Linked DNA regions of Homo sapiens: regions 1, 2, 4, 5 and 6 are each linked to region 3. A link is an interaction called in ENCODE POLR2A ChIA-PET data of the cell type or tissue named here. Cell type or tissue: CD4-positive, alpha-beta T cell. All regions are shown on one strand. Region 1 overlaps ARRB1 (arrestin beta 1). Region 2 holds the start of RPS3 (ribosomal protein S3). Region 3 overlaps ARRB1 (arrestin beta 1). Region 4 has its middle 7.7 kb from the start of SLCO2B1. Region 5 overlaps ARRB1 (arrestin beta 1). Region 6 has its middle 10 kb from the start of RPS3.

What was found. ChIA-PET counts read pairs that join two places held together with the same protein. Peaks named below come from ENCODE experiments on the same cell type or tissue, not always from the same donor. Only the 100,000 strongest peaks of a DNase experiment are listed, where the experiment ranks them.
Region 1: POLR2A ChIA-PET joins it to region 3 with 19 read pairs; 9 of 35 experiments call an interaction of 5 or more read pairs at or near these places.
Region 2: POLR2A ChIA-PET joins it to region 3 with 30 read pairs; 13 of 35 experiments call an interaction of 5 or more read pairs at or near these places.
Region 4: POLR2A ChIA-PET joins it to region 3 with 29 read pairs; 8 of 35 experiments call an interaction of 5 or more read pairs at or near these places.
Region 5: POLR2A ChIA-PET joins it to region 3 with 32 read pairs; 11 of 35 experiments call an interaction of 5 or more read pairs at or near these places.
Region 6: POLR2A ChIA-PET joins it to region 3 with 37 read pairs; 13 of 35 experiments call an interaction of 5 or more read pairs at or near these places.

Annotation. Positions count from the first base shown.
Region 1 is chr11:75,326,669-75,330,668 of GRCh38, forward strand. All of the region lies in intron 1 of ARRB1 (arrestin beta 1), which reads right to left. Among named protein-coding and RNA genes, the nearest start is that of MIR326, 6.5 kb to the right of the region's middle. RefSeq lists enhancers at 1-423, 2,620-2,709. In CD4-positive, alpha-beta T cell, CTCF peaks have their summits at 2,246 (motif pointing right) and 2,484; DNase peaks (open chromatin) are centred at 2,323 and 2,383; H3K27ac peaks cover 577 bases.
Region 2 is chr11:75,397,427-75,401,426 of GRCh38, forward strand. It overlaps RPS3 (ribosomal protein S3), which reads left to right and starts at 2,092. Exons shown (of 7, transcript NM_001005.5): 1 at 2,092-2,151; 2 at 3,268-3,398. The coding sequence starts at 2,122. It overlaps SNORD15A (small nucleolar RNA, C/D box 15A), which reads left to right and starts at 2,965; the gene lies at 2,965-3,112. RefSeq lists enhancers at 2,069-2,428, 2,655-3,518. In CD4-positive, alpha-beta T cell, CTCF peaks have their summits at 2,310 and 2,514; DNase peaks (open chromatin) are centred at 2,065, 2,995 and 3,915; H3K4me3 peaks cover 2,041 bases; H3K27ac peaks cover 1,939 bases.
Region 3 is chr11:75,273,441-75,277,440 of GRCh38, forward strand. It overlaps ARRB1 (arrestin beta 1), which reads right to left. Exons shown (of 16, transcript NM_004041.5): 9 at 3,924-4,000; 10 at 3,399-3,471; 11 at 634-771. Among named protein-coding and RNA genes, the nearest start is that of TPBGL, 35 kb to the left of the region's middle. In CD4-positive, alpha-beta T cell, no CTCF peak of the experiment used is centred here; a DNase peak (open chromatin) is centred at 2,321; H3K4me3 peaks cover 649 bases; H3K27ac peaks cover 4,000 bases.
Region 4 is chr11:75,141,423-75,145,422 of GRCh38, forward strand. No RefSeq gene overlaps it. Among named protein-coding and RNA genes, the nearest start is that of SLCO2B1, 7.7 kb to the right of the region's middle. RefSeq lists an enhancer at 1,170-2,369. In CD4-positive, alpha-beta T cell, a CTCF peak has its summit at 3,190 (motif pointing right); DNase peaks (open chromatin) are centred at 1,869 and 3,209; H3K27ac peaks cover 1,188 bases.
Region 5 is chr11:75,338,860-75,342,859 of GRCh38, forward strand. The region is part of intron 1 of ARRB1 (arrestin beta 1); the gene reads right to left. Among named protein-coding and RNA genes, the nearest start is that of MIR326, 5.7 kb to the left of the region's middle. RefSeq lists enhancers at 1,662-2,525, 1,889-2,078, 2,526-3,389. In CD4-positive, alpha-beta T cell, no CTCF peak of the experiment used is centred here; a DNase peak (open chromatin) is centred at 1,942; H3K4me3 peaks cover 946 bases; H3K27ac peaks cover 3,233 bases.
Region 6 is chr11:75,387,258-75,391,257 of GRCh38, forward strand. No RefSeq gene overlaps it. Among named protein-coding and RNA genes, the nearest start is that of RPS3, 10 kb to the right of the region's middle. In CD4-positive, alpha-beta T cell, CTCF peaks have their summits at 1,641 (motif pointing right) and 1,842; a DNase peak (open chromatin) is centred at 1,614.

The DNA.
Region 1 (4,000 bases), 53 kb after region 3:
GTCTCATCGCAACCCCATCCCCTCTTACTACACACTGCCTTTTTAAAATTACTGTCTTTTTTTTTTTTTTTTTTTGAGACAGGGTGTCACTCCAGCCCAGGCTAGAGTGCAGGGCTGCAATCATGGCTCACTACAGCTTCAACCTCCTACCTCAGCCTCTCGAGTAGCTGGGACTACAGGCATGCCCCACCACACCCATGCCTAATTTTTGTATTTTTAGTAGAGATAGAGTTTTGCCATGTTGCCCAGGCTCATCTCAAAGGCCTGAGCTCAAGTGATCTGCCCATCTTGGCCTCACAAAATGCTGGGATTACAGGCATGAGCCACCATGCCCAGACTCTTGTTATTTTTAAGAATAATTTTGTGCTGGGCGTGGTGGCTCACGCCTGTAATCCCAACACTTTGGGAGGCCGAGGCGGGCGGGTCACGAGGTCAGGAGATCAAGACCACGGTGAAACCCTGTCTCTACTAAAAATACAAAAAATTAGCTGGGCGCAGTGGCGGGTGCCTGTAGTCCCAGCTACTCGGGAGGCTGAGGCAGGAGAATGGCGTGAACCCAAAAGGCGGAGCTTGCAGTGAGCCGAGATGGCGCCACTGCACTCCAGCCTGGGTGACAGAGCGAAACTCCATCTCAAAAAAAAAAAAAAAAAAAAAAGAATAATTGTATAAAATGTATTTTTTTGAAACAGAGTCTCACTAGGTTGCCGAGGATGATCTCTAACTCCTGGACTCAAGCAATCCTCCTGTCTCAGCCTTCCAAAGTGCTGGGATTACAGGTGCGAACCACATCAACCAGCAGAAAAAATAATTTATTGAGGTGGGTGCAGTGGTTCATGCCTGTAATCCCAGCATTTTAGGAGGCCAAGACAGGAGGATCACTTGAGCTCAGGAGTTTGTTTATTTTTTTGTTTTGTTTTGTTTTTTGTTTTTGTTTTTTTTTTTTGAGTCTTGCTCTTGTCGCCCAGGCTAGAGTGCAGTGGCGTGATCTCGGCTTACTGCAACCTCTGCCTCCTGGGTTCAAGCGATTCTCCTGCCTCAGCCTCCTAAGTAGCTGGGATTACAGGCGTTCACCACCACACCATACTAATTGTTGTAATTTTAGTAGAGACGGGGTTTCGCCATGTTGGCCAGGCTGGTCTCGAACTCCTGACCTCAGGTGATCTGCCCACCTTGGCCTCCCAGTGCTGGGATTACAAGCATGAGCCATTGCGCCTGGGTGAGCTCAGGAGTTTGACAGCAGCCTGGGCAATGCAGCAAGACCCTGTCTCTACAAATAAATAAATAAAAATAAAATAAATACATAAAGTGAACAATTCAGTGGCATTTAGTCCATTCACAACGTTGTGCAAAACCGCCACTTCTATCTAGATCCAACGCATTTCCATCACTCCAAAGTAAAACCCCTTACTCACTATGTAGTCTCTCCCCATTCTTTCCTCTCTCCAACCCCTGGCAACTACCAGTGTCTGCTTTCTGTCTCTATGGATTTCTCTATTCTGGATATTTCATACAAGTTGACTCATACTATAGGTGACCTCTTGTGTCTGGCTTTTTTCATTTCACGTAAGGTTTGCAAGGTTCGTCCACTTTATAGCATGGATCAGTATTTCATTCCTTCTCATGGGTGAATAATGTTGTACAGCATGGATATACCACCATTTGTTTATCCATTCATCTGCAGATGGGCATTTAGGCTGTCTGTTCCCACTTTTTGGCTATTGTGAATAGTCAGTTGCTGCCTGTTCCTCCTCCCTAAAACCCTGTGAATGAGGACAGTTGTTCATCCCCATTCCCCAGAAGACAACATTGAGGTTCATTTGTGATACAGATGGTGACTTGAACTGAAGCCCCTGCCGCCCAAATGAAAGTGCCCTTCTTACATCCTTGTCTCCCACCAGCCATTCACCCATCCCAAGTGTCATGCCTTCCCTGGGCATCTGTTACCACATTCTGGGCTCTGTGCCAACTGCTGGCCACCTGGTGTGGACAGCTCAGGCCAAGTCCCAGACTCTACTATAGTCTGAAGCTGCAGAGGCCTGGAGGCTGCAGTCTCACCCTCTGGGATGGGCTCCTGTCCAGCCAAGGAGTCCCAGGATCCAGGGCCAGGGGCCAGGCATACCACATCCAAGATGCGTATAGACAGGAGTGCCCTGCTCCTGCCCTCCCTGGATCCCAGTATTCCTCAATGCACAGAGGAAGATGGCCCCCAGCAGATGGCTCCAGAGATCTGCACAGCAAAACCATTGAGTGGAACGGGAACGGCTGGGCTGAGAGGGCCGTCAGAAAACACTGAACTCAGAGCCCTGAAGAGAGTGGGGCAGCCAGTAAGGGTTTCCCATGCAAATTGGTCACTGCACCTCTCAAATGTAAACACACTAGAAACAGCACTTCGCTGGGACCATTCCTTCCTGCTGTGTAACTTTTTTTTTTTTTTTTTTTTTTTGAGACAAGTTCTTGCTCTGTCACCCAGGCTGACATGCAGTAACAATTACGGCTCACAGGGCTCACTGCAGCCTCAACATCCTGTGTTCAACTGATCCTCCCACCTCAGCCGCCTGAGTAGCTGGAACTATAGGCACGCACCACCATGTCTAGCTAATTTTTTGTATTTTTTATAGAGATGGAGGGTCTCACCATGTTGCTCAGGCTGGCCTGGAACTCCTGGGCTCAAGTGATCCTCCTGCCTTGGCCTCCCAAAGTGCTGGAATTACAGGTGTGAGCCACTGAACCTTGCTGCTGTGTAACCTTGAGCCAAACCTTCTCTGAGCCATCTCTGCCTAAAAGCAGGGTTCAGGGATCTAGAATTCCAGATTCTAGGGTGGGAGGAGTGGGTTGTCCTTGCAGAGCCCCTCCTGTTAAAGACTACATCCACTCAAGCTGTCTCTTTGTGTAAGATGGTGTGACTATGACCACTACGCGGACCACTGCCTTCCTGGCCTTTCACGAAACCACCTTCTGCCACACATTAGCCTGTTAATGGGACCATCCTCAGAGGGTTTCTGACATTCCATGTGGGGACGAACAGTCACAATAATCACTACTGGCTGGGCACTGTGGTGCATGCCTGTAATCCCAGTGCTTTGGGAGATCAAGGTGGGAGGATTGCTTGAGCCCAAGAGTTTGAGACCAGCCTGGGCAACATAGTAAGACTCCATCTCTACAAAAAATTTTAAAATCTACCCAGGCATGGTAGCACATACCTGTGCTACAAGTCTCAGCTACTTGAAAAGCTGATGCAGGAGGATCACTTGACCCCAGGAGTTCGAGGCTGCAGTGAGATGTGATTGCACCACTGCACTCTAGCCTGAATGACAAGACTGAGACCCTGTCTCTAAAAAAAAAAAAAGTCACTACTGCCTCTCAGACTCCCTTTCACACATGACAGAGGCCTGACAAATTTGCACTGAATGAATAAATGAACGAACGAACAATCTGTCACTCATTTCCCAACTTCTAGCCTCTCTCTTCTAGTCTATTTACCTACACAGCTGCCACGTGAACCTTCAGATCCTGCTGCTCCTGCAAGCTGTGTGTTCAGACAAATTGCTGAACTTAGCTGAGCCTTCAATTCCTCAACTACAAACAGGGACTCTACTTGGGTAATTAGGAAGATTGAAAGAAAGCATAAGCACAGCATCTCAAGGGCTAAGGAGGAGTCCAGGAAAAGCTGTTGAAGGAAAGCTGTTTCTCCCCACCCCACCCCATAACACCCCACACCACCCTGATCCTCTAATCTCTCTGTTCCAAAGGCTGCAGGAAAGAGCCCAGCCCCTGGGCTGGCCCCTGGCTATATGTAAATGTTTATGCCAAGCCCAGCCTCCTAAGGACAAGTTATTTGCTTTGCTTGTAATTAATTGCAGAAGGCCTGCCTGGGTAATAAACTCTGCCGAAGAAATATAAACAGTTTGCACAGAGCTTCAAATCCATTGTGAGGCCAAGAGAAAGGGTCTGCTAGGAATGGAATGTTCTCCCCAGTCTTCCTCTAAGCTGGAGGCAGAGA
Region 2 (4,000 bases), 120 kb after region 3:
GAGAGAAATACCCTGACTTTTAAATGAAGAAAACTATTCAAACTTAAAATAAAACTGTTGGCTGGGTGCGGTGGCTCACGCCTGTAATCCCAGCACTTTTGGAGGCCGAGGTGGGCGGATCACAAGGTTAGGAGTTCAAGACAAGCCTGGCCAACATAGTGAAACCCTATCTCTACTAAAAATATGAAAATTAGCTGGACATGGCGGTGCTTGCCTGTAGTCCCAGCTACTCAGGAGGCTGAGGCAGGAGAATCGCTTGAACCCGGGAGGTGGAGGTTACGGTGAGCGGCGATCGCACCACTGCACTCCAGCTTAGGCAACAGAGTAAGACTTCGTCTCAAAAATAAATAAATAAATAAAATAAAACTGTTATTGAAGTGTTTAGGGGTAAAGTTTACCAATGTCTGCAACTTACTTTGAAATGCCTCAAAAGATGTATTGGTGGGTGGCTACAGGGATGAGTAGATCCACGATAAAGCAACAGCAAAATATTAATTGTAGCATCATTCTCAATTCCCCCTCAGCTTGGTGATGCATACACGTACAGTTTTTTCAACTGTTCTGTAAGCTTCATTAAAAAATGAAGGGACATTTTTAATTTTTTATTTTTTTTAGACTGAGTCTCACTCTGTTGCCCGGGCTGAGTGCAGTGGCACAATCACGGCTCACTGCAGCCTAGACCTCCTGTACTCAAGCAATCCTCTCACATCTCCCTCCAGAGTAGCTGGGACTACAGGCACACACCACCACACCTGGATAATTTTCTTTTTTCACTTTTCATAGAGATGAGGGTGTCTCATTCTGTTGCCCAGACTGGTCTCAAACTTCTGGCCTCAAGCTATCCACTTGCCTTGGCCTCCCAAAGTGCTAAGATTACAGGCCTGAGCCACTGCACCTGGCTAGAATTTTTTTTAATTGAAAAAGAAGGCCAGGCACGGTGGCTCATGCCTGTAATCCCAGCACTCTGGGAGGCTAAGGCAGGTGGATCACTTGAGGTCAGGAGTTCAAGACCAGCCTGGCCAACATAGTGAAACTTCATCTCTACTAAAAATACAAAAATTAGCTGGGTGTGGTGGTGTGCACCTGTAATCCCAGCTACTCAGGAGGCCAAGGCAGAAGAATCACTTGAACCTGGGAAGTGGAGGTTGCAGGGAGCTGAGATCGTACTACTGCACTCCAGCTTGGGCAACCGGAGAGAAAAGAAAGAAAGGAGAGAAAGAGAGAGAGAAAGAGAGAGGAAGGAAGGAAGGAAGGAAGGAAGGGCGGGCCCATGGGACCTTCTGGGACTTCTGTTACAAATTGTAATGGACTTGATGAAAGTAAGGTGGGGTAAATGAGAACAACATAAAGGACACAGAACGCAGTCCCTAGGACACTTAGTAAGTATCAGGTTTTATTATTATCATTTGGAATGGAGGAAATGGGTACAGACTGGGGGACATGAGTTGTTTTGTTTGTTTGTTTGTTTGTTTGTTTGAGACAGAGTCTCACTCTGTGGTCCAGGCTAGAGTGCAGTGGTAGGATCTTGGCCCACTGCAACCTCCATCTCCCAGGTCCAAGCAATCCTCCCACCTCAGCCTCCCGAGTAGCTGGGATTACAGGTGCCCGACACCACTCCCAGCTAATTTTTCTATTTTTAGTAGAGACGGGGTTTCACCATGTTCGCCAGGCTAATCTCGAACTCCTGACCTCAAGTAATCCGCCCGCCTTGGCCTCCCAAAGAGGAGTCTTAAATGAGTTTCACTGAGGGATTTCAGCAGATTTTCATTACAGTGTCCACCCTGAAAGTGTAGGGGCCAGAGTTCCACGCTGGTTAATCTCTCTTGCTGTGTGAACTTATACCTGTAATTTCCACCTCTGCACCTCACATTGCTTGTTTTGAAACTATGAGAATTGAACTCTAAGGTCCCCTGAAGTTTAGAAGTCCTGCTGGATGAAGCCCCTTTCCTGTTCCTGCCTACATTCTTCTTTCCCTGGACGCCTTACTTACGTAAAAACTACATTTCCCATGAGCACCCACAGGCGTGCACGCAGCGCAGCCCTCCGTCGTCGCTCGCGCCCTTTATACTCACTTCCGCCCGCGAGCCACTTCCTTTCCTTTCAGCGGAGCGCGGCGGCAAGATGGCAGTGCAAATATCCAAGAAGAGGAAGGTGAGCCTCTGGGGACTGGGTTCGGAGAACGACGGCGCCGCGCGGGTCGAGGGCTTCTCGGGGTGCCACCGCGAGGCCTGCAGCTCCGTGGCCTGCCCTGGAAGCGGCCTAGGCTTCCTGGCGTTCCTGCGGGCCGCGGATGGCGGTGGATTGAGTGAGAGGCCCCAGCCAGGAGGGCGCTGTGTGGCCGGGTTCCAAGTGAAGCGCAGAGAGATGGGCACCAGGCGCCCCTTCTGTCCCGGAGAAGGCGTTTGTGAGCATTTGTCGGTCAACGGAATTAGTAAACGTGGTATTTTGAGGGCGTGTGTCATTTCCCTCATGTCTTATCCCGTGGTTTTGGGAAGAGAAGGCAGCAGTGTATTCTTGCCTTAACTGGTCGTTTCTGGGTACAGTCCGCTGGCCCCAGGACCTCAACTTGAAGGGTTGCTGACGGTTGCTTGCTCCGTCTGGGGACCCCGGGAGGAAGCTGCCTCGGATTTAACGCCTTGTCATTACATGGGATAGAACTGTGTAAAAATCATTAGCTTTAAAAATAGACAGTTTGTCATTTCGTATATACACTTCGATGTCAAAATTAAATCCACAACTTCTCGAGAGTTAGGATTTGCCAGCTCTGTTGGTACCGTAAAGCCAAATAACATGGCTGGGATTCTTTAGACGGTGCAGGTTGTGTCTACAAGTGAGAGAGCTTATATGTTAAGTCTACTATCTATTCCTTAACAGTGACAAGTACAGTGTCTTTGCTGTGCTGAATGAAGTGTAAATAGGCCATTAGAGCAGTTTCTTGTTTTGCATGTGGAACTGTTTTAAACCCTTCGATGAAGAGATGATGACGAGTCTGACTTGGGGATGTTCTCTTTGCCCAGGTGGCCTACTCTGTGCTGCGTTCTGTGGCACAGTTTAAAGAGCCCTGGTTGAAGTAATTTCCTAAAGATGACTTAGAGGCATTTGTCTGAGAAGGGTTGCTGCACTCCTGTTGGAACAAGGGTTTGGAACCATTGGTTGGAGGTATTTAGTTTTGGTGAGGGATGCATTGACTAATAAGACTAGACTGGCTCAGGCGAAAGTGAGCCTACACCGATCTCCTAATTTTGAACTTTGCTTTGTTTGGATTAGTTTGTCGCTGATGGCATCTTCAAAGCTGAACTGAATGAGTTTCTTACTCGGGAGCTGGCTGAAGATGGCTACTCTGGAGTTGAGGTGCGAGTTACACCAACCAGGACAGAAATCATTATCTTAGCCACCAGGTAAAACTCATTTGACTGGCCATCACCTATAATTGTTATAAATGCTAAGTTGGTTTATTTATTTATTTATTTTTTTGAGACGGAGTCTTGCTCTGTCCCCAAAGCTGGAGTGCAGTGGCGCGATCTCGGCTCACTGCAAGCTCCGCCTCCCGGGTTCACGCCATTCTCCTGCGTCAGCCTCCCGAGTAGCTGGGACTATAGGCGCCCGCCACCATACCTTGCTAATTTTTTGTGTTTTTAGTAGAGTTGGGGTTTCACCGTGTTAGCCAGGACGGTCTGGATCTCCTGACCTCGTGATCCGCCTGCCTCAGCCTCCCAAAGTGCTGGGATTACAGGCGTGAGCCACCGCGCCCGGCAGGTTTATCCTTTATGAACTTAAGGGGACAGACGGAACAGTGAATCTGGGCTTAGTGAATGTAATTGCTTCTTAAAAGCTAGATTTTAAGGCCAGGCGTAGGATCACTTAAGCTCAGGAATTCAAGATCAGCCGGGGCAACATGGGGAAACCCCCGCTCTACAAAAAATAAAAAAGGGTGTGGTGGTGCATGCATGTGGTCCCACCTATTCCAGAGGCTGAAGCAGGCGATGGCTTGAGCTCAAGA
Region 3 (4,000 bases):
AGGGTGGAGACAGGGCAAAAAGCTTCAGGTAAGTGGGAGGCTGTGCAGGGGCTGCTGAAGAGAGCTGAGTCTGTGCTGGGAGTGGCGGCTGCTCTAGACGTAGGCCAAAGCCCCACTGAAGGACCACACTGGCAAGAGGGCAAGATGGCATCCCCATAGCCAGGGCTCTGCTGGAGCAGAGTAGCCTAGAGGCGTCCACGATGACTGTGCAGCAGGAGTGACCAGATGCCCTGGGACCCCTGACTTGGAGGGGCACCCCATGTTGGGTCTAACCCAGCTCACCACCCTGGTCTCTCCTCAGGGACACCCCATCTGACTGAAGGCATTACGTCAGAAGCTGCCACCTCTTGCAGGAAGCCTTCCCAGGTTGCCCTCCCCCAGGCATGGTAGCAGAGCCCAGCACTGCCTGAGTGAGCTGGCCTAGTGGTCCATCTTATTCTCTCAGTCACCCCTGGGTAGGGTTGGGAGTAAGGAGGCAGCTTCCCTGACAAGTCAAGCACCTGAGGACAGGCCCTGACAAGGCTATGGAGAGGGTAGCCTGAGCCTTGTCTTTGAACTGGGGGGACCAAGGAGGGTGTGGCCCCATCAGGCAAGATGCACTAGGAGCCCAGGGCTAGGAGGGCAGGTCCTCACAGGGTGCTAGAGGCCAAGTTCGTGTCTTCGTGCTTGAGCTTCCCGTCCAAGGCGAGGCCCCGCTTCTCTCGGTTATTGGCTAGGAAGGGGGTCAGTGTGTAGACCTTGCAGAACGTCGAGCTGGGTGCCACAGTGTCACTGGGAAGAAAGGAAGCAGCTGTGGAGATGGCCCTCCCCAGAGCCAACCCCAGCCCTGATCTCCAGCCCAGCAGAATATCTAGTCTGAGCCTGCTCCAAGTCTCCCTCTCCCAACCTCTGTCCCCCAGACACACGGACCACTTGGGCCAGCCCAGCTCGGGCAAGGAGACCACTGCCACTCAAAAGAGGCACATCTACATTCTACGCACAAACAGGACTGAATCTCGGATATTCTAAAAGATTATCCTAGTCAAGCAGCACAGTGCTAAAAAGCACATTTATTTAAAGAATTACAGCCAGCCGGGTGCAGTGGCTCACGCCTGTAATCCCAGCATTTTGGGAGGCCGAGGCGGGTAGATCACGAGGTCAGGAGTTGGAGACCATCCTGGCTAACAAGGTGAAACCCCGTCTCTACTAAAAATACAAAAAAATTAGCCGGGCATGGTGGTGGACGCCTGTAGTTCCAGCTACTCAGGAGGCTGAGCCAGGAGAATGGCATGAACCTGGGAGGTGGAGCTTACAGTGAGCCGAGATTGCTCCACTGCACTCCAGCCTGGGTGACAGAGCAAGACTCCATCTCAAAAAAAAAAAAAAAAAAAGTACAGCCACAGCAGGCACAGTTGCTCATGCCTGTAATCCCAGCAACTTGAGAGGCTGACAGGAGGATTGCTTGAGGCTAGGAGTTTGAGACCAGCCTGGGCAACATAGCAAGACCCCATCGCTACAAAAAATTTTAAACATTAGCCTGATATGGTGGTGCACACCTGTAGTCCTAGCTACTTGGGAGGCTGAGGCAGGAGGATCACTTGAGCCCAGGAGTTCGAGGCTGGCTGTAGTGAGCCATGATCATACCACTGCACTCCAGCCTGGGCAACAGAGTGAAACTCTGTCTCTAAACAAATTTAATTTAAATTTATTTTATTTTATTTTATTTTATTTTATTTTATTTTTTTGAGACAGAGTCTTGCTCTGTCGCCCAGGCTAGAGTACAGTAGTGCGATCCTGGCTCACTGGAACCTCCACCTCCCAGGTTGAAGCAGTTCTCCTACCTCAGCCTCCCAAGTAGCTGGGATCACAGGGGCGCGCCACCATGCCCGACTAATTTTTGTATTTTTAGTAGAGATGAGGTTTTGCCATGTTGGCCAGGATGGTCTCAAACTCCTGACCTCAAGTGATCTGCCTGCCTCAGCCTCCCCAAGTGCTGGGATTATAGGCGTGAGCACCAGCCCTGTCTCTAAACACATTTTAAAAAGAAAAAATTATAGCTACACATAAACCATAAATGAAGCTATTTGGGCACCCATATACCCACCATCTAGGCTCAACAATTAAAACTTTACTTGCTTGATCACATCCATCATATATAGGGTGTTTTGATTGTCCAATTTTTACTTGCTTTTGCTCTATCCCCCATCCTTTCCAATGAGAGAGCTGTCATGCAGCAGATAGTGAACAAGCCTTGGAGTCGGACGACCGTGTTCCAGCCCCAGCTTTGCTGCTTGCTAACTTGCAAGTCACATCTCTCTGAGCCACTTCCTCCTCTACATACTGGGGCAGCAGCAACCCCAGCCCCACAGCGCTTCCTGAGAAGTAAACAAGTCTGTGAGTGCAAATGCCTCCCCAGCCATCCCTGCTGGTATTCGTTATGCAGACGCTGGCACCATCTGCAGTGGTTGGGATTTTCTACTCTTTAGGGATTATATGTTACTCTGGTTCTAGATCACTTCACTTTACCATCAGGAATCTATGCCTCATAGCTCTGATTTTTTTGAAAAAATCAACAGTGGATATGAAAAATATCCAGTAACCAGAGAAAGCTTGATCTAATCATAGCATGTTCACCTATAGGACATTAAAAACTATTTCAAAGGCCATGTAGTAACATTTTAAAAATATTTTCAGTTGCAAGAAATACTGATTGGAATTATACATAAACAAATACACATATACATGTAAAATTATATCAGGTATAATTGCCCCAAGAAATTACTTGCAGGGCCAGGAAAAAAAAATGTGTATGTCTTTGAATGGGAGCATTTACTTCCTTTAGGTAAGTAAAGATGTTTCACTTCAGATCTCTCCACTTGCCTTAGCTGCCAACAAGCCTGGGACAAAGTTCGATCCATGCTCAACCATAGCAGTTCTCCTCAAACCTAGATGATTTTTTTGTGTGTAATTATTCTCTGCACTCCCACACACAACCCCTTTTTCCCAATGAGTTGGATTACCCCTTTATCAGACAAGAGCTGTGTACCTAGTGCCTTACCCACTTTGCCCTGGCTACCAGGAAGCCAAGAACAAAGTATTTCCCTTCAACCTAGGTTTCTTGTACAACGTAATTATTTCTTCTCACAACCCCAATCCCCTTACATTCATTAGCTATTGTTTTGTCACTCTAGTTTTAGTGGGTCTCTTCCTTGACTGTAGCATGCATTTTCTTGAAGCTAAATCAGGTGGATGGTTTCTAAAAGGCTCTTCGGGATCATCTACTCTGAGTGGCAAGGAAGTCTGAGGCCCAGCCCTCTGCCAGGTGGAGAAGAGCCACCTGGACCTGTAACAGGACACCTAGAGCTTCTCTTTTTCCCACCCAATCCCATACGCCCAAGGCCAGACTTGTGCCCACTTACTCAGCCTCTTCCATGGCAACAGGGCACTTGTACTGAGCTGTGTTGAAAAGGCAGATGTCTGCATACTGGCGCACTAGGGAGGGAGAGGAATCAAGGTGGAGTGAGTCGGGAATGTAGCTCCCATGGAGTCTCACAGGCGTCCCCGGGTTGGGGATATTCAGCCCCAGGCAATGGCCAGAGGCCACCAGTGGGGACTTCTGCATAAGACCACCCCTGTCTTACATCCAAAGGGTAGCCCCAAACACACCCATTTCCTTCCATAACCAAAGCCTTCCCCTCAAGGACAGCTTTGTCCAGAACCCAAGAAACTGAAGAGGTGGCTTAAAGAGCAAACTCATTACCTAGCCAATAAGCAGCCTGCCTTACCCAACTCAAAAGCTTTGCCCTGTGGCTCAGAGCAGGCCCTGGGCTTCAGTGGCTATTTTTTATACAAGGCTGTTAACAAGGGGAGATACTTCAGCCACCCCCAGCCCTTGGGAAGATTGCCTCTCGCTGTCCCCTAAGCTGACCCTCTGTCTGGGATACCTGAGATCTTGATCTTCTTCACCGTCTTGTTGGTGTTGTTGGTGACGTGGACGTTGACGCTGATGGGTTCTCCATGG
Region 4 (4,000 bases), 130 kb before region 3:
GAGGGAACTGTGCATATGCAGGCGCCAGGGATGAAAGTGCAAAAGGTAGGTTATAGGTGTGTGGTGATGAGCAGCAAATGTTAGGCTAAGAAATAGGCTTTGCTCTGAGGAGAATGGCTGGGCACAATAAGATTAGGGTTGGGAGCTGGGCAAGGTGTCTCACACCTGTAATCCCAGCACTTTGGGAGGCCATGGTGGGAGGATCACTTTAGCCCAGGAGTCTGAGACCAGCCTGGGCAACATAGCAAGACTCTGTCTCTACAAAAATAAAAATAAAAAAAATTAGCTGTGCATGGTGGTGCATGCCTGTGGTCCCGGCTACTTGGAAAGCTTGAGGTGGGAGGATTGCTTGTTTGAGGCTACAGTGAGCTAGGATGGCACCACTGCACTCCAGCCTGAATGACAGAGTAAGATCCTGTCTAAAAAAAAGATTAGTGTTTGGAAAGATGGCTCCAGTAGAATGTGGAGGATGGATTAGAACTAGGGAGACGGGAGTCACAGATGATTAAGGAGGCTGTGCAAGGGTTCTACAGGAACAAGGAGTGGTCTTTGAATTTAGGGAGAAGAGGGAATAAGACAGACAGAAATATGAAGGCAGAGTTGCCACACAGGCTGCAGGGATGGGGGCTGACTCTGAGGAGATGGGAGGGGCTCAGAACAGGGACCAGGGAGGGGCAGGTTTCCAGGCAAATGGTGAGCTCTCTGCTGAGCCGGAGCTGGGGTTCAAGCCCCTCCTGTTGTAGGAGGGAAACCTGAGATTTGACAAGGAAAGTAAAATGCCCAGGGTCAGTCAAAGGCAGCAGCTTAGTACTTGGATCATTCTGTATTCAACCTCATGGCTTAGGGACCAGTGGATAATGACTGAGTCCTCAAATTTGCCCTCTGAGACGGTTAAGTGCCATGGTTAGGGGCTTGGACTCTGGGGCCAGATTGTCTAGGTTAAGATCCTGATCTGCCTCTTACCAACTGTGTGACCTTGGCAGGTCTCTCTGTACCTCAGTTTCCTCATCTGTAAATTGGGGATTATAATAGGTTGTTTGGAGCATTAACTGAGCTGATACAAGTGCTTAGAACAGTGCTTGGCAAATAATGAGTGTTAGTCATGATCATTGCATCCATTTTGAAGAAGAAACTGAGGCTTAGAAAAATGAAGTATCTGCCCCATGCCACACAACTAATGTTGGCCGAGTTCCAGCCTAAGCTACTCCAAAGACTTGACTGGTTTGCTTAAGCTAACTGCTTGCCACCGCTGGCTCTTTCTGGAGGATGGTTGATGTCTTTAACTGAAAAGACTAGAGTCCCCAGCTGAAGGACTCTTAGGAGGAGATTCTGTGGCCCTCTAAGCGTCCTGTCTGGACCCAGCTCTGATTCTGACACCACCATTCAGCTTGTTTGCTGGAGAGATCCACTTGCTCCCCTGGCCAGAGAGCAGGCCAGAAACCAGGATCCATCAGGGAGGCCTGAGGCCTGGTCTCTCCCCTAGTTCCACCTAGGGGACAAAAAAAAGACATGCATTTAAATGAGGACAGTGCCACTTGGAAGGTGAGATGATTTTAGACGCGCATGCCAGGAACAGTTGGAGTGAGTGAATCTTGGAAGTGTGTGCACAGAATGTGGGGGGCGGATGATGTGTTGGGAGCATGATGTGAAAAGGAGAGAATCAAGCAAAACGCAAACTGTTGTGCTCTGAATAAGCAACACTGATGGAAGCAAGTTAGCCTGCTCCAGCCCCTCCTGAGAGAGCTGGCACACAGGCAAGTTAGGGTGTCCTACCCTGGTCCAGACACCAGAGAGAATCCACCTTGCCACGTGGTTCTTATGTGAGCCACTGCGGAGGCCCCGCCCAGCTGAGAAGCAGCTGCTTGTGTTCTGCTTCCTGCCTTCCCCATCCCTAGGCTCATAACCCAGCAGCAGAGGAAGTGACTCATCTTCCCAGATGAGATGGGCGGCATGCTTCCCCAGCAGCTCTCAGAAAATCTGCCCGAGCCACAGAAATGAAGCCGGGCAGCGGTAGGCTGTGGGTTTCTAGAGATCACTCCATGTGGTGCTGCTGCACTGACTTTCCAGAGCAGCTTCCTCAAGAGAAGAAAACAATCGTAACATTGCCTGAGTACCTATTACCCACCTGTAAGCACATGCAAAACACATTCAGTGATTAGTTCCATCCGTCAGATGAGAAAACAGAGGTGGAATGAAGAACACATGAATCTGAGTCTCCGTTTGGAAAGATGAGGGAGGTCTGGAGATGGATGGTGAGGATGGTTGTACAACAGTGTAGATGTACTTCATGCCACTGAATTTTACGTTAACATTTTATGTTATATATACTTTACAGTTTAAAAAAGTACTGCAGGCTGGGCACTCACGCCTGTAATCCCAGCACTTTGGGAGGCCATGATGGGCAGATCACCTGAGGTCATGAGTTCCAGACCAGCCTGGCCAACATGGTGAAACCTTGTCTCTACTAAAAATACAAAAATTAGCCAGGTGTGGTGGTGCACAGCTGTAGTCCCAGCTACTCAGGAGACTGAAGCAGGAGAATTGCTTGAACCCAGGAGGCAGAGGTTGCAGTGAGCCGAGATCATGCCACTGCACTCCAGCCTGGGTGACAGAGCAAGACTCTGTCTCAAAAAAAAAAAAAAAAACCGCAAACTAAGAATTAAATAACACAGCTACTAAGGGGGGAAGCCAGCAGTCACACCCGAGAAGTCCTACCCCAGCGCCTTCCTTGCTCTAAACACTCCTGTAATGTCTCATCTGCGAGTGAGGATAGTGACCTGCAGAAGATGTGATTGGACAGAGAGACAGGGGCCACTCAGTGTCAGGCTGAGAAGGATGGTCTCTCCTGGGGTTACTGAGAGCTGGGTCAGGGTTTTACACAGAAAGGGGCATGGTAGGATTTAAGGGTCAGAAAGTTCCCTCTGGCTTGCAAGAAGATGGGCTGGTGTGAAACTGGAGGTAGGAAAGAGGCCGGGGCATGGCCCAGACAAGAGCAGTGGTGGGCTAGGCCAGGACAGGGCTGCAGATTTGAGAGGCTCGTGAAGTGGAATGGACAGGTGGGGAACGCGGGCAGGCAATGACTGCCCTAGCTGGGTTTCTTCTGGCCCACCCAGTTCAGCCTCTGGACAGTGGTCCTTCAAGGTCCCCTCCCTGACTGAAGCCTCAGAGGAAAAGTCAGGGCACAGGCTTCCTCTCCAGCCCCCAGGGGGCAGTGTTGCAAAGTCTTTAGGGAGCAGGGCCCTTCTTCCAAATTATCCACGGCCTGGCAGGGGCTTGCTCCCATCGCGCATTTGCCACCCCCACTCACCCCATCCCCAACTCCCACCCTCGGCATCCCTCCCAGCCTTTGCTGCACCACCCCTCTCCCGTGTCCTCTCTCCAAGGAGACACATTAATAACTGTAATCCCACACTTGACACTTTAGGAAAACAGTGGCACAGCCATTAGCTCATGTGGGCCATGAGCAGAATGAGACTCCAAAAGACAGGGGCAGAGCAGAATGAGACTCTTCCCCCAACCCCCACCACCCCCATCCCCAACCACCATTAAAATTTTTTTTTTTTTTTTTTTTTTAGAGACAGGGTCTCGCTCTGCTGCCCAGGCTGGAGTACAGTGGTGCGATCATAGCTCACTGCAGCCTCCAACTCCTGGGCTCAAGGGATCCTCCCCACTTCAGCCTCCCCAGTAGCTGGGACCACAGGCATGTGCCACCACACCTGGCTAATTTTTAAATTTTTGGTAGAGACAGGGTCTCACTATGTTTCCCAGGCTTGCATCGAACTCCTGGCCTCAAGTAATCTTCCTGCCTCGGTCTCCCAAAGCACTGGGATTGTAGTCATGAGCCACTGCACCTGCACCCCCCACCCTCCACCATTTTATAATAAGGAAACTGAGGACCAGGCAGGGAATGAGACCTGACCAGCATGTCAGTGGCAGAGCCAGGGCTGGGGGCTGAAGGCCAGCCAGTGCCCAAGCTGGAGCCCTGCAGCACCTGTAGAAC
Region 5 (4,000 bases), 65 kb after region 3:
GGGCAATAGAGACCCATCATAACATCAACCAGTGATGAGCCCTGCTAATGTGCTGGGTGCTTTAATTAGCACAGCTGTAACCGAGAAAGGATGAACACATTATCTCCAGAGGCTGGAAAACTTGCCTACAGACATGCAATTACTGGTAAAGGGGAGGGGAGAACCCCAGCCTGCTGCCTCCTCTCCACCACTCCACGTGGCCTCAGTGTGCCCAAAGATAGCCCTCCAATCTGTAGAGACCAGCGCACATGGCCCCTGGCTGCCAGCCCCAAAGCCTGGAGCTGTTTCTCCTAAGACATAGTTTCTCAACTGTCTCATGCCCATGGGCTCCTCTGGGAAGAGCCATCAGATCTCTGCAGTGTCTCCTGGGCTAGAGGGAAGCTTTCCTCTCCATACCCTCAGGACAGTAGACCCTGGTTTCCAATGGCAGGTTTGCTGAGCCCAGTGTCTCCTGATATACCCACCCCATTTTCTTTCTCCAGGCAGAAACACTTACTGTGATGCCCTGTGGCAGAACTTTCACTTTTCACCCTAGTTTTTTTGTCCTCAAGCAGTCTGCATTCCCAAGACACTCCTTACTGACAGCAGATGAAACCAGTGCCTGACACTATGCCGGCACATAGTAGGTTTCTCAAGTCTGCTGAAGGAAGTCAGTCCTGGATGAAAACACATGTCACAGAGATACTGCCAGGAAGAGTACTACCTCTGGCTCACACAAACGCACTTTCCAACCAGGTCGTGAGTCCCTACTTCTGGGGAGCTGCCTCTGATCCTTAACCTCTGGCCCTGTTTTGTCCCTGCTATAAACAGATGCCCACTACCCCTCTTCTGGCAGCTGTTGAGATCATCTATTTCCTCTCTCCCAATACATCTGAGCAGCATGAGGGCAGAGACTTGTCTGGGTCCTCTTCATATTTCAGGTGCCCAGCACAGGGCCCGGGGTGTGGCACAGAGAGAAAGCTTTGTTCCTTGGAACCTCCTCAGGAGGGCAGCGATGGCCTAACAGAAACGATATAAGCTAACCCTGAAAACTCCTAGCCCGAGGCCCGGGGAGATAGTGTTCCATGTCATGAGGTTTCTTGCCACCCAGAACCTGGGAAGGCCAGGCCCTCAACTTCGGAGAAAGGGCAGCCTCAGGCGGGAGGCAGAGCAGAGCTGCTCCATAAATCCCCTTCCCACTCGGAGAGAGACACACCACTGGGACAGGCCCGGCCACTTCGGGACATGCCTTGAGTGGAGGGAGAAATGTTTGTGGAATTGAATGGAACAAACTGTAAAATGCTAGCTATTTGTTCCTCTGGCTGCAGAGGCCAGTTGCCCTCTGGGGGCAGTTTGCAGGCAAATTATCTCAGGACGAGGCCTGTTTCCTCTAATGAGGCTTCCCCGCTTTGCAGCTCTGCTCCCAAGAGAGTTGGAGGGGACAATGCTCAGAGCCAACCCCAGAGGCCTGCACTGAGGAAGCATACATGGCTCACCATTCTACACAGTGTGGGCGGCACTACCACTATCCAAGGCAGGGGGATGCTCCCCACGACCTTCTGGGTGCAGGAATTCTGAGCAATGCAGCACCTCCTCCAAGGCCCCTCTGGGGAAACAGGGAGGAAAGGAGCAGGGAGGCATGCTCAGTTATGTAACCAGCTGCCTTGGAGTCAGAGTCCCTGGCATATCTCAGCCCAGCACTACGAGGAGAGGCTGTGGGGGCTGGGGGTCTTTCTTCTCTTTTGCTGCCTCCTCCAGACCTGGCAGACCCTGTAGCAGGCGCTGCTTTCCAAGTGCCTGAGCTCCAAGCAGGCACCTCCTACTTGGGGTTGGGAACCAGGAAAGCTGTTGTTTTCTGAGTGTGTGAAACAGTGGCCTGCTGGCTCCCTTGGCAGAAAGCCAGGCTCGGGGCTCTGCACAGGGGTGAGGGTTAAGAAAGAGGAGCCTGGGGCCAGGATGCCAAGGGACTTCCCTCCACAACCGCCCCCAGCTTCCTGCTCCCCAATCTCTCCCCACTTCCTCCTAGAGAATCTGCCGTGGGTGAGGGGCCAGAGGGGAGTGGCGCCAGCAGCCCCAGCACCACACTGCTGCTGCTGGCCCTGGGCAATCTCACTTCCCTTCCTGCCTTCCTTGGAGCTTCTCCGCTGGCCGGCACAGCCCCCACTCCCTGTGCCCCCACCCCCGCGCACTCAGCTGTGTACACTACCCTGGACCATGGAAAAGAGGGATGAAAGAGGAGGAAGGGGACATGGGAGAGGGAAGGAGCTGAGATCCACCCTCAGTCTTGAATGATGATGGCTTTTTTGTTGTTGTTGTTGAGACAGAGTCTCACTCTGTCACTCAGGCTGGAGTACAATAGTAAGATCTCAGCTCACTGCAACCTTCACCTCCCGGGTCCAAGCAATCCTCCCACCTCAGCCTCCCTGGTAGCTGGGATTACAGGTGTGTGCCACCACACCTGGCTAATTTTTGTATTTTTAGTAGAGACGAGGTTTCACCATGTTGGCCAGGCTGGTTTCGAACTCGTGACCTCAGGTCATCTGCCCACCTCAGCCTCCCAAGAGGCTGGGATTACAGGCGTCAGCCACCATGCCTGGCCGACAATGGCTTTTTATGAAGCCCTTACCCTCTCTGCCCACAGAAACCCCATTAATATTATTATACCTATTTCCCAAAGGAGAAAACTGAGGCCGGAGAGTTTAAGACCCAAGCTGAAGGTCATGGAGCTAGCAAGTGAGCAGTAGAGCAGAGTCTGCCTAACTCTGAATTCCAAACTCCAAACCTCCTGCCTCTAGCTCTGGGAGCCCCTCCTCCACACTCTCTGAGGGTGCTACTTGGGCAATTCCTACACAGATGGAAATGACACTGCCCAGCCCTGGGGAGGGAGCCCTCGGCCTTAAAGAGTCCCTCGCTGAGGACTAGTTTGGGAACCACAGGACAGTCCCAAAGACAGGACCAAGGCTCAAGGGCAGGACATGCTTGGGGAGCCAGGTGGGCAGACTGCTGCTCCCAACTGTCTTCCCTTCCCACCCAGTCTAGGCTGGCTCAGACTCCTACACTGTCTGCCACTTCCAGAAGGCAGGGCTGCCAGAGGCCAAGCTGTCCCGCCAGAATCACACTGCTGCTCACGCCCTCTCCCCTCCTAACGAGAGAAGGAAAGGGTCCTAGGGAGGAGCCTCTAGGCCAAAGCCTCTCCTACTTCCTGCTTGACACATAGAGAAACTGAGGCCCAATGAGGAAAAGCAGCTTGCCTATGGCAGCACAGGGACAGTGAAGAAGTGAGATCCCTGTCTCCCAGGCCAGAGCCCCTTCCCTCCATTCACCCCACTTGGGTGCTCTCCTCAGATGGCACCTTTGGGCATCTGCCCACTTCTCTCCCTCTTTCTCACCTTCCCTCTGCACTTCCTGCTTCCCTCTCCGAGCCCTGCTCTGCAGACCCATTTCTGAGCCTCCCCTGTTACATCTCCTCCCAGCCTCACCACCTCACCCCCCTTCCCTCTGCTCTGGGCCAAGGAGCAATGCTTGGGTGGTTTAATTAGCTGATTATGACCGCAGCCTGCTGGATGCAGTGCCCAGAATTCTGTCCCCAGTAATTAGGTGGGTTCTGAGTACTTGCCCAGTGGGGAGCCGATGGGGAGCTCTGTGCTCTGCCAGCCAAGGGAGGCTGTCCAGCTGAATAAAGAGCTCCTTGATCACCGGTGGGTCATCGGAAACCATGGTCCCCTCCTCAGGCCGGGTCAAACCACACTGGAGGGACTGCAGCCAGACCCAGATGTCCATCCTAAGGAGGGACTCCCTACTCTCCCATGCCACTGCCCACACCCGGGAAAGGCTCAGTACATGACTGAGGATGAGGATGAAGAATGGAGCGCGCCCTCCAGAGGCCGGGAGAGAATGGCTCCGTGGCCGGGGCACCTATTTAGGAAGTAGGATTGGACCAAGTAGACAGAGAGGCGCAGCAGGAACAAAGGCCCTGAGGCGGGAATGAGCCGCCAATCCCCTTCCCAGAGAGCTCTGGTTG
Region 6 (4,000 bases), 110 kb after region 3:
CATTGTTCCACATCCCCATGAAGGGGTAAAAGACAACGCCAACCTGAAATATGCCAGATTGGTATACTGATTATTGCAAGAGGAAAACACTGGAGAAATTGTAGTTTCTGAAAGGCTGAGCTGACCTGTCTCTTGCTACATGAAGCAAGCAATAAAGATTCCTCTGGGAGGAGTCCCTTCTCCACACCAGACAGAGAAAATAACACTTATCAACGGAGACTGGGAATTGGAAGTCACCATGGACCTGAATAAACATACTTAACAGTAACCCTTATCTTCCACTTGGTTCACAGCTCACCACTACCATGTATCTCCTAGTGACTTCCCTAGAAAATCTACTGCCCCATAGCCAGATTTTCTTGGTGCTGTCATTTCTTCTCAAATGTATCACTCTATCTAAAAAGTATAAAAGTTTCTTGCTTTGGCCACTTCTTCATGCTTCACCCTCTTACGAAGATCCCCATATACATGTAAAATTAATGAAATTTGTATACTTTTCTCTTGTTAATCTGCCTGTTGTTGATTTCGTTTCTAGATCCAGCGGAAGAGCTCACTAAGAGCTAAAAGAAGGGGTTACAGGTGATCTCTGGCTCCCCAACACTCCCCAAGTTGATGACTGGGTGGGGTCTTGCAGCATTCCTGAGGCAAACACATCCATCATCTCTCCAGGGAAGTCCAAACTAAGCAGAGGTTACTTGGAGCCAGGACCTCAGACTCCCAAGCCTGGTGAGTCAGGTTTTGGGGTTTTTGTATGTGTGTGTCTTGCTTTTTGTTTTTTTTTTTTTTAGAGACAGGGTCTTGCTCTGTTGCCCAGGCTGAAGTGCAGTGGTACAACCTTGGCTCACTGCATCCTCAAACTCCTGGGCTCAAGCAATCTCCCCACCTCAGCCTCCTGAGCAGCTGGGACTACAGGCATGGGCCACCATGCCTGACTAATTTTTATTATTATTATTATTTTTAGATATACGATCTCACTATGTTGCCCAGGCTAGTCTTGAACTCCTGGCCTCAAGCCATCCTCCTGCCTTGACCTCCCAAAGTTCTGGGATTATAGGTGTGAGCCACCGTGCCTGGCCAAGAGTCAAGGTCTGAACTAGATTGGATGGTTCTAATAGCTTCTCTTTACGAAAGCCCTCAGCACTCACCCCTAAGTTAAAGCTCTCTCTTCCCTGTCATACCTGGTTCCTGTCCCTCCCTGGTCAGCTTGGCTGCATGCCAGTCCTTGGCTCTTCCCCTCCCCACTTGCCTCCAAGCTAACCAGCTGCCTGTTCACACAGCCTTATTCTGGGTAGGAAGCTGGGAAGTTGGTAGCATTGGCTTGTTAGCCTCTTGTTCCTGTCCTCCAGCTACTTAAGTGGAGTCACACAGTATATTCAGACCCATATGTGTGGATTTCACTAGTCAAATCCTGGGAAGCCAGTCTCCTGCCTGTTGTTTCTGTGGGGCATGCCCACCCCCCGCTATGTATTGTTCTCCATGCTCAGGCCTTTGAATGGAGTTTGAATGGGGTTACCAATGGTGTCCACTTGGCTGGGGGCCAGGTTTGTAATGGCGGTAGGATGCGGAGAGCAGCAGCCCCAACCCTTTCTGGGAAACAAATTGACCACGTTGCTGTAGTTGGTTGTTATGACCACCAGAGTGCGCAGTATGCACAGTTTTGGGAGAGCCAGTTAAGAAGGGTGGCATTTTAAACCTAAAATTAAGTGATAGCAAAGACGGAACTTATGATGAAAAAAAAATGAAAATAAAATTAAACTAGATAAACCTACTGCCTCTGGGTATTCCAGCTGTGTTCCCTGTCTTCAACCTGGGCTCAGTAACAGCGCTTCAAGAAGGGTCCAGCTGGTCTTTCTTACCTGGCTGACCACTGAAACTGCCCTCCCGCTCCTGGCCCTTTTTGGCCCTGGGAAGGCCCTTGCAGCTGCTCCTGGGCCCCATCTCTCTAGAACAGATGCTGGTCCCATGCCCCTGCATGACGCCTGATGGGGCTGGGACATCCTTGGCCTTTCTGTTCCAGCAGTCTGATCTGTGGCCGACTTCTTCCCACATTTTTCCTTTGAAGGAGCTTTCTCTGTCCTCTACGTTGTGGTAGTGTGGTCCTTTTGCCTGTAACGAAATAGTGCCTGCTCTGTGTAAGAATGAAAGGCACTGGTGTCTTGTGGTCTTCCCCTAAGAGCAGAGATATGAGCCACGTGTTCGTGTTGGGTAGGACTTGTTGAAACTGACTCACTAAACAAAAACACTGAAGATTAATGTAAACCTAAATGCCAAATTGTTTGTCTGCATTAAAAGCAATGACGGCCGGGCGCGGTGGCTCACGCCTATAATCCCAGCACTTTGGGAGGCCGAGGCGGGTGGATCATGAGGTCAGGAAATCGAGACCATCCTGGCTAACACGGTGAAACCCCGTCTCTACTAAAAATACAAAAAAAATTTAGCCGGGCGTGGAGGCGGGCGCCTATAGTCCTAGCTACTCGGGAGGCTGAGGCAGGAGAATGGCGTGAACCCGGGAGGCGGAGCTTGCAGTGAGCCGAGATCGCGCCACTGCACTCCAGCCTGGGCAACAGAGCGAGACTCCGTCTCAAAAAAAAAAAAAAAAAAAAAAAAGCAATGCTAACCCATTCCATCTAACAAGGATTTTCCATGTGCTAAGCACTAAGCTAAATGCTTTACAGATACCATTTAATTCAATCATAGAAATTCTATGAAATTAATGATAATTCCTCCATGTTATGGATGAAGACTCTTAGACTCAGAAAGGTTAAGTGACTTGCCTGAGATCACAAAGCTTGTAAGTGGCAGTACTGGGATAGGAAATAGACTGAGCTGGCTTCCAGTTTGCCCTCTGTCTGCCTCCACCTGAGCTGCCCACTCCCTTTCCACCCTCCAGGCATGGCGCCAGCGTCCCTCGCCGCCGGGTGTATTGTGGTGCCCCCATTTGTGTGATATTGCAGGTGCACATTGACTCCTCACAGTGGGTATCGACACCTAGGGAGAGATCTGGAAACTTGTGCCCCCGTAGTTTACACTGCCTTACCAGAACAGTGTCATTTTTATTTTCCTGGGTCTTTTTTCTTTTTTCCAAAAGGAGTCTCGCTCTGTCGCCCAGACTGGAATGCAGTGGCGCGATCTCAGCTCGCTGCAACCTCCACCTCCTGGGTTCGAGTGATTCTCCTGCCTCAGCCTCCTGAATAGCTGGGATTACAGGCACGCACCACCACTTCCAACTAATTTTTGTTAGAGACGAGGTTTCACCATGTTGGCCAGGCTGGTCTCAAACTCTTGACCTCAAGTGATCTGCCTGCCTTGGCCTCCCAAAGTGCTGGGATTACAGGCGTGAGCCACCATCTCCAGGCTTTCCTGGGTCATTTTTATTTCCTTCTTTGTTCTTTTCAATATTTTTAAATGAAAGCATTTTATTGTTTAAATCAGGAAACTATTTTCATAATTCAGGGGTGTTCTCTTGCTCCCAAAGTGTTCAACCCATTTACGCTGCCTGGTGCATCCACTACTCTGGTAAACAACTGAGCCTCTTGTAAGCCTCCACTGAAGAACTGAAACTCTGTGACATCTTTTCCAACACCCTGCCTTCCCCAACGCCTTCTCACTGTAATGCCCCTTATGATGCCTATCACACTCATTTATCTGTATCCCCACTCCCAGCTCTGAGCTCCTGGAAGGCAGCAGCGGAGTCAGATTCTTCAGTGACACTAGGATCTGGCATCGGCACTGGTTCCAAGCAAGAATAACTAATGCCAATTGAATACACTGCATCCCGGATGCTTTACTATGTGCTAAGCACTTTGCCTGTATTAATTCATTTACTCTTACAACTATTCCAGGGTGTGGGTTTACTATTATTTTCATCACATTTTACAGATGAAGTAACTGATGCACAGATAACACACCTGAGGTCGCCTAGCTGGTAACTATAGAAACCCAGACCAGGAATGCGAGACCAGGCTGTCGGGCTCAAACATACGCCACACTGAAGAGGTGC